Linked DNA regions of Homo sapiens: region 2 is linked to region 1. Evidence: read pairs that join two places in POLR2A ChIA-PET (ENCODE). Cell type or tissue: MCF 10A. All regions are shown on one strand. Links, peaks and the distances in the headings refer to the core of each region. The heading gives the core; the rest is flanking DNA. Region 1 overlaps MAP3K20 (mitogen-activated protein kinase kinase kinase 20). Region 2 has its middle 16 kb from the start of MAP3K20.

Region 1 (8,351 bases), core at 20-8,019:
TGTAGGTTTTGTTGATCATAGATATTTTTGAATTGATGCTTTCTTGTCCCCATCTCTCCTTCCCTTAATTCAAGTCATACTTATCACTCCTTTCAGCCTCTGGTTATTCCCCCTTTCTGATTCATCTGTCATATGGACCTCAAATTTAAAAAGAAGAAAAAACAGATCAGATCATGTCATTTCTGCACAAAAATGGAGAAACTTTTGTTGGTTCTCCATTACCTATAGAAAACTTCTAATCCTTAATATGGCATTTAGTCCCTTTACAAAAGTCACCCTCAACAAAGCTTTCGTCTTCTCCTCCGGCTGACTCCCCACCCCTTGCACCCCATGTAGGCTGTGTATCAGCTTTAAGAGAGGGAAGAATCCTCTCCGAATGAGCAGTGTGCTTTTTCGGACTCCAGCTGAAATGCATTTCTACCCCTTCCCTGCCCCTCAGGCGCTTCTTGTCATTAAAACACCCTTCCTTCAAAGCCCTAGCCCCTCCTTGCCTCCACCCAGGAGAGTTAAAGTTTTTCTCTGTTTTCCACCTCTGCCAAGCATTTGTCTTCAGTTGCTTTTTGTAAGCTTTTCCCCTCCCCTGTCAGATATGTAGTGTGGTGTTAAAGGGATGGGTTCAGTATAGTGTAGTGACTAGGAGTGCAGGCTCAGAAGTGGTTGTTGAATTTGAATCCATCTCAGCTGTACCACTTGTTAGCTTTGTGACCCAGGGCCCATTACACAACCACTAAATCTCTTTCTTCATCTGCAAAATGAAGTTAACCTTGGTAGCTTGTTAAGGGAATTAAAAGAGAACACACAAGAAGTGTTTAGCACAGTGCCTAGCACATAGTATTAAATAAATGTTAGAAATGTATCCTGAGCGTTTCTCTTTTCCACTTCCATGCCCTCAACAGTACTTTACATACAGTAGGTACTCAAAAGTATTTATTGATTTAAAAATGTGGCTCACTCCTACACAGTCCTTCAATGTTTCTCTACTTAAGTTGGTGATAGAGATATATAAAATTTAGGGAGTCATCTTTCTAAATAGTTTCCTAAATTTTACATATTTTAAAATGGGAAGTATGGTGAAGAATGTGTATTTTTATTTAATTCCAAAATTTTAGAAGATAGTTTAGTAGCAAAGCAATGTAAACATCTGAGTCCTTTACCTAAAGAAGCTTGTATCAGTGTTTTTATCCATGGTGATAAAAAGTGTATAAGATCTGAAAGCAGATTGGGTAACACGTAGAGACGATGCACAGTTTGGAAACTACAGTTTCCAAATTAACACTAAGTTCTTGGAAGAAGCTTTCTCACAATAACTGTAACTGAAAGGACCCAGTGAAATGAGAGTAGATGCCAGAGTTTGATTTAGAGAGTGAGAGTCATTCAGGGACTGTGGCATCTGTCATACATTAGAATTTTAAATACAACCATAAATTAAGAGATAGTTGAGAGCATACCTTCAGAGAGTTAAAGAGCATACCTTCAGAGAATATGAAGGTATGCTGTATAACATTATAGTATGTTTAAGTTGAACAGGAACTCACAAGACCAACCTTTCTAATTTTGGCTGTGCTTCAAAATGACGTGGTGGGCTTGTTAAAACACACATAGCCCACAACAAGGACTCTGATTCAGTAGTTCCAGGGTAGATCCGAGGCTCCTGTGTGTGTGTGCATTTTAAATTTTTTTCTTTTAAACATTCATGCGGGCGGATCACGAGGTCAGGAGATTGAGACCATCCTGGCTAACATGGTGAAACCCCATCTCTACTAAAAAAAAAAAATCCAAAAAATTAGCCGGGCATGGTGGTGGGCACCTGTAGTCCCAGCTACTTGGGAGGCTGAGGCAGAAGAATGGCGGGAACCCGGGAGGCGGAGCTTGCAGTGAGCCGAGATCACACCACTGCCCTCCAGCCTGGGTGACAGAGCGATATTCCATCTCAAAAAACAAAAAACAAAAAACAAAAACATTCATGCCTGATGTAGCAGGTCAGTGGACTGGGGTTTGAGAACCACTGATTGACCCTAACCAGAGATTCTCAGTATGGGATTATTTTCTACATCATCTGGTAATCTGCATATTTTAAATACCTCTGGTGGTAGGAATCTTATATTAAGACACCCTCCTTGTTTTCAATAGCTATCTTTTTTTTTTTTTTTGAGACAGAATCTCGCTCTGTCCTCCAGACTGGAGTGCCGTGGCGTGATTTTGGCTTACTGGCTTACTGCAACCTCCAACTCCCAGGTTCAAGCAGTTCTCCAGCTCACCCTCTCTAGTAGCTAGAACCACAGGCGCATGCCACCACTCCTGGCTAAATTGTGTGTGTGTGTGTGTGTCTCTATACATATATATATATATATATATATATATATATATATATTTTTTTTTTTTTTTTTTTGCAGAGACGGGGTTTCGCCATGTTGGCCAGGCTGATCTTAAACTCCTGACCTCAAGTAATCCGCCCGTTTTGTCCTCCTCCCAAAGTGCTGGGATTACAGGCGTGAGCCACTGCCCCCAGCCCATTACTGCTGACTTAGTTGGTCTTAGTTAGAGGTTGCTTTACTTTAACGCTGCCCATTGGTTTTAGTACTGTCCTCTGGAGCTACATACATTGGAACTGATACTTCCTCCATGTGGCAGCCTTCAGATATTTCCAGGCAGCTATGATGCTCTTTTTACTTTTATTTTATTTAGGCTACAGAGCCCTTTCCATCCTTATTATGCTTAATATATGCCAGAACTGTGCTGGAAGTTGGAGACCCACAGGGATCTTACAGTCAAACTGGGAGAAAGAAACTTGTGAATATCTTCAGAACAGAGGAAGTGGTTTAAAGTGTGGATTCGGGCGTCAGACCCATGTTGAAATCCCTAGCTCAGCCACGTGACTAGCTTAGTCCTCAGGCAAGTTCTTTAACATATTTGTGCCTTAGTCTCCTCATTTCTAAAGTGAGGATAACAGGACCTGCCTCAGGACAATGCTTGGCATATAGTAAGTGTTCGATACATTTTGGCTACAAAATATACTAGGGGTTATAATTCTGATAGAAGCAAAGAGGATGTATTACTAATTGGATGGCAAAGTTTATCTGGTCCTGAAATAAAAATATTGAAAAAAAGTTTCCGTATACAAATTAGGCGATTTGTAAACACTTTTACAAGTACATAAAGAGCATTTAATTCTTGTAGAGTTAAATAATTTTATTCAATGTCCTATTCAATACTTCCATTAATAATTTAGGTAGCATCTGATTCACTCTGAGTTCCTGTAACAGTCGGAAGAGTAATTGACATGTTAAAAGGTGCAATAAGAATAAGAACCTGAAAAGATTTCAACAGATTAGAGCAGTGGGTTAACAGACGGAAATGAAAGTCCTGCATGGAGACTCTGGAAAGCTAAGGATTGATAGAGGATGAGGAAGATGTGGCTTAACAGAAGGACATTTTATATTTGGGGCTTATTATGAGTTAAAATGTGATATATTTGCCAGAAAAGTTAATGTGATTTTCAAACTGTGATGGGAAGATTTTAGAATCCTGAATGAAGGAGATCATACCCTATTCTTCTGTGTTTAAAGTTTTAGATCTTTTCCTCCTTTGCTGTTTGGGAAATCAGCCAGCCTCTCTGGGACTAGGTTTCTGCACTTATAAAATGGGGATAATTTCTGCCCAGTTATATTTCTCTGAATTGTAAATGTCAAATATAATGAATGCAGGAGATATCATTATCACTCTAGACAATTTTATCACATTTTTTCATATGCTTCAAAACCCTTTTCCTTGATATGAGTGACAACTTAGTATCACCAGTTTTTATTAACCATGTATAATTTTAATTAACTGAATTTAAATTAACTAAAATCTTAGGGATTGTAGCATATAGATTATTAGACTTGCTTTAAACACTCAGTAGAAATGTGAGCATCTAAGTGGTTGGTAAATAGTGAATTATTTTTCACTGCTTTTTAGTTTAGATATTCATTGACAAACCTGTGTGCTACACTGACCAAGGTGTTGTAGAATAAGTTGTACTGAATACCTTAACAACATCAATGCTAAAATTAGCTGTAACAAAAGCAGCATGTGCCACCTTGTTGAATAGCCTGTGTTCCACTTTTAGGGAAAAAGGATACCCCAGGAATATAGGGAAAGAATAGAGTGGCAGTTTCTTTTTACAGCATTTGCTGATGGCACGGAGGAATGTGATTTTTGGGGTGTGGGGCTCCTTTTTCCTGTTCGTTCATGTTTCTTTCCCTCTTTTTGACTTAGTCACTGTCATAACAGAAAATGCATAATATGGAGATCAAGAGCCTGCAGATTACAACTCTAATTATGTTTTAAACCCAAACATGAAAATTAGAATTCTTTTACACACAATCTGACAGTTTTCCATCAGCTTTAAATTGGCATTTTGGATTGTGTTCTCTGCAGTGCCTGAAGAGCCTCGACAGAGAAGGAAAGAAGCAGAGGGTGAGAAAGAAAGGAAGATTCTAAATGACAATCTTTTGAATAGTGCAAGTTCAATCCCTAAAACAAAAAGCAAGATCTTTTTTCCCCTAAATAATGTGCTCTCCGGCTTCACCTCTCATCCTGAGGAACATGAAAGAGAACGTAAAAGAGGTGACCCAAATCACAGAGTGCCTTTGATAGGAGAAATTCAGCTGTTTTGAACACTCACAATCAAAGGAAGTGGTTTCCCTAATTACATGAACTATGTGAAATCTCTCAGAATAGCTCTTCCACCCCAGGATTCCTTGCACTTTAGAAGTTTGCATAAAAGCTCACATAGAGAATCAGATGCAAAGTGTTTGATTCAGATTTTATTAGGCAGAAGAGTGCCCACATCCATCCTGCAGTTTGCCAGCTGCTTAGGTTAGGACCACTATACCTGGTTTTGATGTGGTTGTCTTTCAAACCTGCAACATTAAGATCTTTGTTCTATCCTTTTCTTGCAAGAAGCACCACTTTTTAGGGAGAGTAGCGATGAAAATTTTTGGAAGATTGGTCTTCTCAATTTCTCTCCTGACCTAAAAAGGATTGATGGCTGTGTTTGTGAACTTTACGTGGGAAAACATGCTTTCCTGTGTGTTTGTAGCTGGCGAGTGTTAAAGCGTTAGATTTGATTAAGCTCTTTAATCTGTTTAAAAATGGTTAAATGTCACAATGACTTACCTTAAAATTTATATATGCAAAATTCCCCATTTACTGTCAGGATCTAGACTAGGAATCTGCCAAAACACCTGGACTAAAGAATAATAGTGATTATGGCTTATTAGATCTTTTGTGCCTTGGTAGTCACCTTGTTACTGAGAGATACGGTGTAGTGTAGATGTGTACAGAAGAGAATTATAAATACCCTATGTTCTCTGTTTGGGAAGGCAAGTATAAGTATGAATGCAGAAGACAGAAGCATCCATTTTAATTTAAATGTCAGCTTGAGAAGATTTTTTTTTTTCTGGTTGAGTAATTTTAAAGTAAGAGAAATTGTCTAGTATGTAATTACATATGAGTAAGAAGTGTGCATGTTTTATTTTGTCTCTTTTCTCTCCCTCTCTTTTTTTCCTTTTTCCTGTGAATAGGTATGTTGCTCTTATTGTAGTTTATAAAATATTCTTTTGAGAATCTGTGTGTCCCAAAAAAGAAAAGGGAATCTATGAGCAGAAATGGAAGGAAATTTTATTTTTACAGTTTTTAAAGTACTGGCTTTAATTGTAACCCACATAAAATTTCCTAATACTAGTGCTGTTGACACGTGGGCATCAACATTTAAGTAACAGAAAGTAAAAGTGATCCTCAACCATACAAGCCACAAAAATCTACTTGAACAATTACCTAGCAATTTCTTTCTACTTTAACCATCCTCATTTATTCCAGGTAAGTAGCTTATTTGAAAAGACACGTAGATTAATAAATATTTGTGATTTTTTGTTCTTTTTTGAGACAGGATCTTGCTGTGTCGCCTAGACTGGAGTGTGCAGTGGCGTGATCTCGGCTCACTGCAACCTCCGCCTCACAGGTTCAAGCAATTCTCCTGCCTCAGCTTCCCAAGTAGCTGGGACTACAGGCGCCCGCCACCCAACCCAGCTAATTTTTTTTGTATTTTCAGTAGAGACGGGGTTTCATTATGTTAGCCAAAGTGATCTTGAATTCCTGACCTCGTGTTTCGCCCGCCTCGGCCTCCCAAAGTGCTGGGATTATAGGCGTGAGCTACCGTGCCTGGCAAATACTTGTGATTTTAAAGGGATGTTTAAAATCTGAAAGTGTCCATGATTATGAAATATGCACTTTTTCTATTTTGTGTGTTTTGAACTCCTAATTATGGATGTGTTAAGGTTTGGATATTTTGTACACAGTCATAGCATTGTAATATGGGGAAGATTTGAAAGATGATGAAGGATTGACACTGTAGTGTAGGTTTTTTGCTTAACAGGTGGGTTTTCACATAATTGTGAAAAGTTCTGTTCTCTTAGAAATCGAATACAATACACAAACTGAAATTTTAATAGCTATTTTAGTCCAACAGCCCCAAGCCCTCATTTTAACAATCAGTAATTTGAAGTTCAGATAGGTGATGTTCAGTAGCAACAGATTCAGTCCAAGGGCCCAGGTCTTTGGTTTGCTGGTTTGGAGCTCTTACACCCTGTTAGGTTCCCTCTGTGTCTGTTGCTTTTTAAATGATACTCAACTGCCTACTGGATGCTTGTGACAAGAGAGAAGGTTTGATATTCCTGAATGATAGCCACTTATTTGATAACACTTTAACATTAGCACCAAAAGGTCATTTTGTTTTCCTTCTTCATCTGGTACTTCTATCAGCTAGGGCCATAGTACCACATGAATTGCTGTTCTAGATCAAGATTGTAGCTAAGTCATTTCAGACACTGCGAATTCTGTATCTGTTTTTAAAAGTCCACAGGCTGTCTGGAAGTGGGTTCAATCATACTCACCATTCAGAAGTTCTGCTTAATGGCTGGCTTAAGTAACTTTTGTTAACGTTTGAACTTGGTATCCTCAAATGATAGTATATAATATTACTCAGTGCTTTGCCATTTGTAAAGCACTGTTACTTACATTATTTCCTTGCAAATGATGAAGCAAGTGTGTATGATTCCCAGAAGCACACTGGAGAAGTACAGTGCTTAATCTGAGGTTTTTCTGGCTTTGGACCCAGTGTGTGCTCTACTCATAATAGAATCTCAGCTTTGGAAAGGACTTTAATTGACCATATTTCCGATGCCTTAATGTCCTCCGAAACATTACTGCCACAAATGGGCATTTACCTCCTGTTTGAATTCTGATTGCTTATGAAGGAGAACTCAGTAGCCTCCTGGGCCAGTCCCTTTTATCTTTGGGAAACTGACTATTAGAAAGTTCTTCTCTGAGTTATTCTGAGTCTATACCATATGCTGTCTAACAGTGCTTGTTTGGACCAAGGATAAAAGGATCAATGTAATGCTGTAATATGATTTTAAAAACAACATTAAAATTATACTCTTCAGAAAACTCTTACAAAATGACATTTATTAGGTGCCTACTTTCCCCCTGATTGTTATCTTACTTATAAGTAAAATAACTTCATTTATTTTAGCTTTTTAGTTTTCTGTGAATTTTTAAGTTCTTTTTCTTGCTTGGTGGAATCTCTTCCAAAAATAAAAAATGACCAGTGCTTACTTAAGTAAAGGAACCAATATGGATATAGTTAGTAAACGAAAAGTAGATTCCTAAATATTTTATTTTACACACTCAGTATCATGTTTCTTTTTAAAGTTTCTATTCATAGCCATTTGTTTACTGTGACCCTGCTATACTTACACCCACATATTTCCATGTTATATTTACTTCCTAGATTTTAAATTTTTATGTTAAAAAAGTAATACATGTTCAGTGTAAAACAAGAAATTTCAGCAGTATGCAAAGTAAAAAAGCAGTTTTCCTTCCCTGCAATCCTATACTTAATTTTATTTATTTATTTATTTATTTATTAGATGGAGTTTCACTCTTGTTGCCCAGGCAGGAGTGCAATGGCGCAATCTCAGCTCACTGCAACCTCCGCCTCCCGGGTTCAAGCGATTCCCCTGCCTCAGCCTCCCGAGTAGCTGGAATTACAGGCGCGTGCCACCATGCCTAGCTAATTTTTGTATTTTTAGTAGAGATGGGATTTTGCCATGTTGGCCAGGCTGGTCTCAAACTCATGACCTCGTGATCCACCCACCTCAGCCTCCCAAAGTGCTGGGATTACAGGCATGAGCCACCACGCCCAGCCACAATCCTATACTTTAAAATCATTAGTTTGTGAGTAACTTTCCAGATTTTTTTTTTGAGATGGAGTTTCACTCTTGTTGTCCAGGCTGGTATGCAGGGGC
Region 2 (8,351 bases), core at 126-8,125, 76 kb before region 1:
ATGCAGACCTTTGAGTAGGAAGTCATTGAAGAGCTTGAGGCAGGGCGTTGCATTTCCAATGGTGAGCCCTTGAACGGCAGGGCCACTGCTTTCTGTGTACCACACTGCCCAGGACACTTGGTAAGGGCCATCCCTAATTCCTTAGTTACTTTATTATGAAGGCTTAAAGGTAGAGCAGAGGGAGCTGTGGAGAATGCAAGCATTCAAAAGCAGTAGTGGACCCAGACACCCATACAGACAAACATCATCCCTTCTCCTGACTAAGTCCACACTGGGCCACTTTTTAATTTTTTATTGTGGTAAAAGATATACAACATACAATTTACCACTTAAAGCCTTTTTGAGCAAATAATTCAGTGGCATTTAGTACATTCACCTTGTCGTACAGCCGTTGCTGCTATCTATCTCCAAAACTTTTTCAACATTCCAAACTGAAATTCTGTGCCCATCAAACATTAACTCCCCATTTTTCCTTTCCTCCAGCCCTTGGTAACCACTATTCTTTTATCTCTATGAATTTGCCTTTTTTGGGACTTCATATAGGTGGAATCATACAATATTTGTCCTTTGTGTCTGGGTTGTTTCACTCAGCTTAATGTTTTCAAGGTTCATCCAAATTGTAGCATGTACCAGAATTTCCTTCCTTTTTAAGGCTGAATAGAATTCCATTTTATGTCGATTCTACATTTTGTTTGTCCATTCACCTGTTCAAGTCCCAACTTCTCAATACTTTGGGGTATATACTAAGAAGTAGGATTGCTGAATCGTATAGCAATTCCGTTTAATTTTTTTAGGAACTGCCATACTGTCTTCTACAGTGGCTGTACCATTTAATGGGCTACATTGGACATAGCTCGTAATTACCTGCATCATCTCCGAAGCTGCCAATGTATGGCACAGCTGTTGAGAGAAGGAGTGGGCAGGGGACCCAGGGCTCAGTGTGTGGGTATCCAAGCAAGGAGCAGGGAGGCTTCATTTGCCAGTGTCCCATCTGTCAAGCCAGGGCAGCTCATGAGACAATCACAGCCCCAGAACCTCTGTCCATCCTTGCTGCCCTGTGGGTTGATGCACCACACTCCTGCTGCCTGTGGTCTTACACTGCAGGATGGGAGGAGTGAAGGGAATGTTTCTAACCCCCAGAGAATAAGGGCGTGGGAATGGGAAATGTGGTCGCTTTGCTCGGGCTCCTTTGCATGTGCTTTTCAGGCAGCTAGGGAAGGTCAAGGATGCTGCTACAGGAAGCCAGGATCTTTGTTCCTGGGACAATTCAACCTTGGAAGGATTGGGGCCAAAGCCCTGCTCTAAAGGGAAGTAAACACAAGGCACTATGGGCTCATGGGCTCTGACATTTCCCTCCAGATTTGAGGAAGAAAGAGAGCCTAGAGCCAGGGCATGTGAGAGCCGCCTGATTCCATCCCAGTCTTCTTCCTGCATCCTCCTCTGGGAGGGTTCTGACTCTTCCTAGCCAGAGAAAACTCAGGAAGAGTGGAATTCTACAATAGGAGGACCAGTACAAGAGAAACATGAGAGCAAAAGTTGGTGTAAACCTCTTCAGAACAGGTTTTTGCAGCACCTGAGACAAAAAGAGGACTGGAAAAGCTGCATCAGGTCTCCATCTATTTCCTTAGCCAGAGACAGGTGGCAAAAGTCTCCAGGTGATAACATCAAGGACCTGTCAGGAATGGAGGAGAATCGACGATTTCAGGAAGGAGTCCTGACACTTTAGGACAGAGGGACAGACTGATGATTCAGTCTCCCCAGCAGGGAGAAGCGCTTGAGGTAAGGAGACACAGAAGCTCTTGGGGAACGTGTTCTGCACTAGCCAAGCTGTGGTAACTTTAGAAGAATAAAGAAAGAGGTTGTTCAGTGATATCAGTGAGTTTATCAATTGCTGTGTGTATTCGGGTTATCCAGAGAAATAGAACCAATAGAATGAGCTTTAAGGGAGATTATAAAGGATTGGCTTACATGATTATGCAGACTGGCAAGTCCAAAATGCACCATGTGGACTGGCAGCCTGGAGACCCAGGAAAGCTGATGGTGCAGTTCCAGTTTGAAGGCCGGCAAGTGGAGACCCAGGAAGGCTGGTGGTGCAGATAAAGTCCAAAGGCAGAGTCTGCTGGAGCATTTTCTCTTGCTGATGGAGGCCAGTCATTTTGTTCTATTCAGGTGCCTTTAATGGATTAGATGAGACCCGTCTGCATTATGGAGAGCAGTCTGCTTTAGCCACAGCTCACCAATTTAAATGTTAATCTCATCTAAAAACACCCTCCAACTTGACAAAATTAGCCATCACACTGTATAATAAACCACTCCAAATTTTAGTGACTTAAAACCACAAGCTTTCAATCAACAACCATGAACCATGAGTTGATGGGTTAACTGGACAGTTCTGCCATCTGAGCCAGACTTAGCAGATCAGGGCTGGACTCAGGCATGCATTTGTGGTCAGCTGGTCTAGGATGGCCTCAGAAGGAATGACTTGTCTCTGTTCCATATAGTCTCTCACTCTCCAACCAGCTATCCTGGGTTTCATCACTTGTTGGCTGGGAAGTGTTCCCAGGAAGCAAGAGGACAAGCAAGAGCTCTGGAGGCCCAGGTCAGAACTGGTGCTCCAAGAAGACACTATGACTTCTGCAGCACTTTGCTGACCAAAGTGGTCAAGAGGATAGCCAAGAGTCAAAGAGTGGAGAAACAATTCTCTTTCTTGATGTCTGGCACAACCAAGTCATATCATCAAAGTTGTGAATATAAGGAGGGGAAAGCTGTTGCCATTTTCACAAACCATCTACTAGAGTGAGGGTAGCACATAAGGGGAGTGGCTGGAAGGTCCACTGTTCTTGTTTAGGGAGAGCTTTTCAGGCGTGGTGCAGCCAGCTGTTGAAAGTGCTTCTCCAGGGTGACTCTATTAGCTCTTGGGGAAGCAGCAGGACCAGCAGAAAGATAACCAGCTTGAAGATCAGGTAGACCTGGGTTTGACTCAATCAGGGCCACCTCCAGTATAGACAGCAACTTTGTGTGTATTAGGCAAGAGTCAACCCTTCTCTCCATTGGTACTGCCTCACAGAGAGCTCCTCCTCAACCAGGCTTCCTGTTGTGTGTGCCGTGGCCTACACTGTTGTAATGTGATAGCCCTCAGCTGTGAACTTTGGTATTTTATCTCTTTGAGCTTCATTTTCTACATCTGGCAATGGGAATGACAACGCCTGCCTCACAAAAGCTGGGGGGAGTCCTAAATGAGTGAAGGTGTAGAAAGTGTCTGGCATACTGAGTGCTTGGTGCTCAAGAAATATTAGTGCCTTTCCTGCCTCTCTGCTATAATGAGAGGCCACAGAAAGAGGTGCTTTAGAACATTGAAGGATGCCTGAGAGTTCAGCCAAACCAATTATGAAAGGATGAAAAAGGAGAGAAAGTTATATGGTGGCTTTAAGTCATTGAAATTGATTTGGGCTAGAGGGGCAGTTTACGAGTTCTGTCAGATGCCTGTCCTTTGTATTCCAAACTTGGGTTACACCAGTTTTGCAAAGTTTTTGCTGCAATAATTGTACCAAGATACCACATTTTTATATAGGCACAACTGAAAAGTTATTTGCAGCGGAATAGAAAACATTTCAAATTACTGAATAAAAGAAAGGAGAAGTGAAAATAGAATAAAAGACTCATGCTCCTTAACAACAGATAAAATGTTCATATATGAAAGAGTAGACTAGAAACTAAGCCAAAATATAACACAAGTCATACAGACATAGGTCATGCCAGAAATTAGATTTTAGCCTAACCTGGGTGTTCATTTACATGCTCAGTCTATCTCGCCTAGAAACAATTATGCATTGTTACGAGATGCCTCCTAAGAAAGTAGCTCTTCATTAGCAGTCCTAATCTTCCCCCACCTAATACTCAGAAGCCATTATAAAAATCCATTTATATTTCTGGCTTCAGAAATTAAATTGTAGGTATAAGCCAAAGTGTACATTAAATTAGGGATTATTGCTTGTGGCACTCTATGTGAGCCAGGTGATGCTGGGCCATTTTAATTAAGAATTTGTTTCCAATAACAACACAAGCAAATGAATAACATTAAATCAACACTGAAACAGTCGTGGGTGGAGGGGATTATGGGAATAACTGTGATACTCAGTTGTATTATAGGCTTATTGTGCAGAGTTCATTTATACATTAGAAAAAAACATCTTTGCAGCAACTGAAGAAAGTCTGTAGCACGGGGCATGGAAATCTTTTGAGCACGATGAGATGGTTGCTAGGAGAAAAATAGAGGAAGTCCTGTACTTGTTTTTTAAATTAGAAGAAAAGCAAGGTCACTAAGGAACACAGATTTTTAGTACAAAGTTTTCTGAATGTGGACTTTGGAAGAGAATTTTCTGGGCTATTTACTGGTTCAGTAATCAATGCTTTTTGTCTGCCAGTTCTTCTGGCATTTATTGAACACCCACTATGTGCCAGTTACATACAGAAAGCATTTTATTCTAAATACCTAAGAAATGAATAGTTTCACTATTTGCTGATGAGGAAACACTGAGAGAAATGAAATATCTTGCCCGAGGTCACACACTTAGATTATGAAAGAGGTTGGGATCTCAAACCAAGTACATCTGATTCCAAGGCATATGTTGTTAGCTATGAGGCTCGCTGTCTGCCTAGCTTCTCGTCCCCAAGAGGACTGCTTATTCAGGCTTTTGAAGCTGCAAAATAAAAATAACAGATAGGAGTTCAAGAACCAAAGCATGAGATTAATTTTGCCAAAATATAGTAAGTGAGGTTTTTAGGAAAGTGATTTGGAGTATTTTTTTCTAAACTTTTATCTTTAAAATAAAAGTGTGTATGTATGTATATGAATCCCTTCATAAATATCCCACAAATCATATGCCATATATCAGTTATGGGAAGACTTTACTCAGGAAATAACATTTCTTTGTATTCACCATAAGAGATTCACTCATATACAAGAAGTGGCTTCAGTTGTATTTGAAATGGTTTATCTCTTAAAATACGTATGATTGGCCCATATGTGTTTTCATATTATTCTCTGTAGTTTATTTCATTAGAAATTGACTCCACTGAAATCAAAGCGTTCTTGAACTCCGTGTATTTACTGAATATTATGAAGAAAACAGAGGCAAGGGGGTTTCATTATAGAACCCAAGAGTATTTCATTTTAACAAGTCCTCATTGGATATATCTTGTCTGGAGCTCTTTCTCCTCTGCTGCCAGTCACATGGTCTCCTTTTTCTATTCCCAATTCTCTCCACCCTCTTTAGTTTGCAGATCATTCTTGGGGACCCTAAGTCATGTTTTCTTTTTTATGCAGACCACTTTAATCTTCTCATAGCTTCTGACTCCAAACTTGAAAATCTCTACTTGGGCTAAGGATGAAGATATTGTTTGTACTGAGCAAACAGAAGACTCTCCTGTTACCAAGATCCCTTATCTTTAGAATGGTACTATCAAAGAAAAAAAACAGGAATAACAAAAACTGTTATGATATAAAATAGGTTAAATAGTCTTATTTAAAACCAAAACTGGGCCTGGTGCAGTGGCTGGTGCCTGTAATCCCAGCACTTTGGGAGGCTGAGGAGGAAAGGTTACTTAAGACCAGGACTTTGAGACCAGCCTGGGCAACATAGGGAGACCCTATCTCTACAAAAAATTAAAAAATTAGCTGGCCTGGTGGCAAGCACCTATAGTCCTAGCTATTTGGGAGGTTGAAGTGGGAAGATTGCTTGAGCCCAGGAGTTTGAAGTTACAGCGAGCTATGACCTTGCCACTGCACTCTAGCCTGGGTGACAGAGTGAGACCCTGCCTGAAAAAAACAAACAAAATAAAAATAAGTATATATAAAAATAAAACCAAACTGGCAAAAGCTCCTTCTACCTCCTCAGGATGAATGTCATAATTCACATCAGGAGCAGTAAATATGTTTCCTTTTTAGGTTGGTGCAAAAGGAATTGTGGGTTTTGCCTTTGGAAGTAATGGCAAAACCCGCAATTACTTTTGCACCAACCTAATGCATTTCAGAGCCTGGTAGGAGAGAAAAAGAAAGGAAGACCGAAACTTCAAAGCCTCCTCTAGCTGTGCTGTATCCAAGCACACTTAGCAGAGGATCCATTCATGGAAATGGGAGCCTAATAAGTCACTGCCATTCCACCTGGAGACAAATTCACAGCATACACGTTAACATTACCCTTCCTTTCTCTTCATATCCTGTAAGTTGTGATAAGCTTAGGGGATAGTATTTTTTCCCAGCTACTTAAAAAAAAAATCCTTAGAGGCTGCATATATATATATATATATATATATGTGTGTGTGTGTGTGTGTGTGTGTGTGTGTGTGTGTGTGTAATTTATTTATTTTATTTTATTTTATTTTTTCTTTGAGACAGAGTTTTGCTCTTGTTGTCCAGGCTGGAGTGCAATGGCGCGATCTCAGCTCACCACAATCTCCGCCTCCCAGGTTCAAGCGATTCTCCTGCCTCAGCCTCCAGAGTAGCTGGGATTGCAGGTGTGCGCCACCAGGCCCAGCTAATTTTTATATATATATATGTAGAGACGGGGTTTCACCATGTTTCCCAGGCTGGTTTCGAACTCCTGACCTCAACTGATCCACCTGTCTCGGCTTCCCAAAATGTTGGGATTACAGGCATGAGCCACCACGCCCGGCCTGATTTTTATCTTCTTGATAACCAATCATTTCTTTAAACGCCTCTTGAGCATTGGCAAAAATTTGCATTTAAATACTCAGCAAGATACTCTTCCTGCCACTTTAAAAAATCACCTCCAATAGGCCGGTGCGTTGGCTCACGCCTGTAATCCCAGCACTTTCGGAGGCCGAGGCGGGCGGATCATGAGGTCAGGAGATCAAGACCATCCTGGCTAACACGGTGAAACCCCGTCTCTACTAAAAATACAAAAAATTAGCCGGGCGTGGGGGCGGGCGCCTGTAGTCCCAACTACTTGGGAGGCTGAGGCAGGAGAATGGTGTGAACCCAGGAGGCGGAGCTTGCAGTGAGCCGAGATGGCGCCATTGCACTCCAGCCTGGGCGACAGAGAAAGACTCTGTCTCAAAAAAAAAAAAAAAAAAAACACCTCCAATATAATCTCTCACATTTTTTCATTAGCCATATGGGTTATAACTTCACGAAATAAGACAGAAAAACTCCAAGGCATGCTGGCACTGACTCAACCACACAGGCTGAGCCAATTATGAATACATTACCCTACAATAAGCCTGCTGGTCAACTTGTCCCATCATGTACTAAAGATTCTCATTGAGTTTTCCTATTCAGGAAAGCACCCTATGGCTGAAAAATCTACTTCACAATAGTGGAGATAATCCATGCCAGCTAACTAAAATAAGCAACATAATTCTTCATTCTTACATGTAAACAATAACAATCACCAGAGATCTCTGAGAAAACTAGTACCATAAACATAAAAAAACAAAAATAAAGAGAAAAACTAACTCTGGAAAAAACAAATAATTCAGGTAATTGAATAGCAACAACAACAATAATAATAACAGCAAATATTCAGCATACGAAATGCAACTAATAATAACAATAATAATAGCTAGAATTACTGAACACCCAACTCTGGGCCAGGTCCTGTTTTTAAGTGCTGTTCATATGTAGACTTATTTAATCCAGACGAAAACCTGAGTACTATCCTCATTTTACAGATGAAGAAACTGAGGCTCAGAGAGGCTAATTAAAATCCCCAAAGTTACAGAGCTCATAAGCCGCAGACCCAGGCCTCTATCCAGCTCTATGTGAGTCCTATCATTTCAGATAGAACCATGTTCTTTTTTTTTTTTTTTTGAGACAGAGTTTTGCTCTTGTTGCCCAGGCTGGAGTGCAACGGCGCGATCTCGGCTCACAGCAACCTCCACCTCCCAGGTTCAAGCAATTCTCCTGCCTCAGCCTCCTGAGTAGCTGGGATTACAGGCATGCGCCACCACGCCTGGCTAATTTTTTTGTTTGTTTTTAGTAGAGACGGGGTTTCTCCATGTTGGTCAGGCTGGTCTCGAACTCCTGACCTCAGGTGATCCGCCCACCTTGGCCTCCCAAAGTGCTAGGATTACAGGCGTGAGCCACCGCGCCCGGCGATAGATCCATGTTCTTAGTCCCTATGCTACATCGTCTTCAGAGCCCTAATCTTTGAGTTTTAGACACTTGAAAGTCCTAATTAGCATTTATCCCAAGGGATTCATCAAGCTATCAAGTTCTCTTCTACTAAGACTACTGAAGGTCCACCCTGATTTGTCTATGAGTCTGGGGAAGGATGACAGCTTGAATTTGGTCTCCATCTATATACACATTTACAGATAAGGCGAGTGAG

The links. Peaks named below come from ENCODE experiments on the same cell type or tissue, not always from the same donor. Only the 100,000 strongest peaks of a DNase experiment are listed, where the experiment ranks them.
Region 2: POLR2A ChIA-PET joins it to region 1 with 10 read pairs; 7 of 35 experiments call an interaction of 5 or more read pairs at or near these places.

Annotation. Positions count from the first base shown.
Region 1 is chr2:173,132,059-173,140,409 of GRCh38, forward strand. The region is part of intron 2 of MAP3K20 (mitogen-activated protein kinase kinase kinase 20); the gene reads left to right. Among named protein-coding and RNA genes, the nearest start is that of MAP3K20, 60 kb to the left of the region's middle. RefSeq lists an enhancer at 7,136-7,305. In MCF 10A, for the core only: no CTCF peak of the experiment used is centred there; a DNase peak (open chromatin) is centred at 2,853.
Region 2 is chr2:173,055,789-173,064,139 of GRCh38, forward strand. No RefSeq gene overlaps it. Among named protein-coding and RNA genes, the nearest start is that of MAP3K20, 16 kb to the right of the region's middle. In MCF 10A, for the core only: no CTCF peak of the experiment used is centred there; DNase peaks (open chromatin) are centred at 4,603 and 7,243.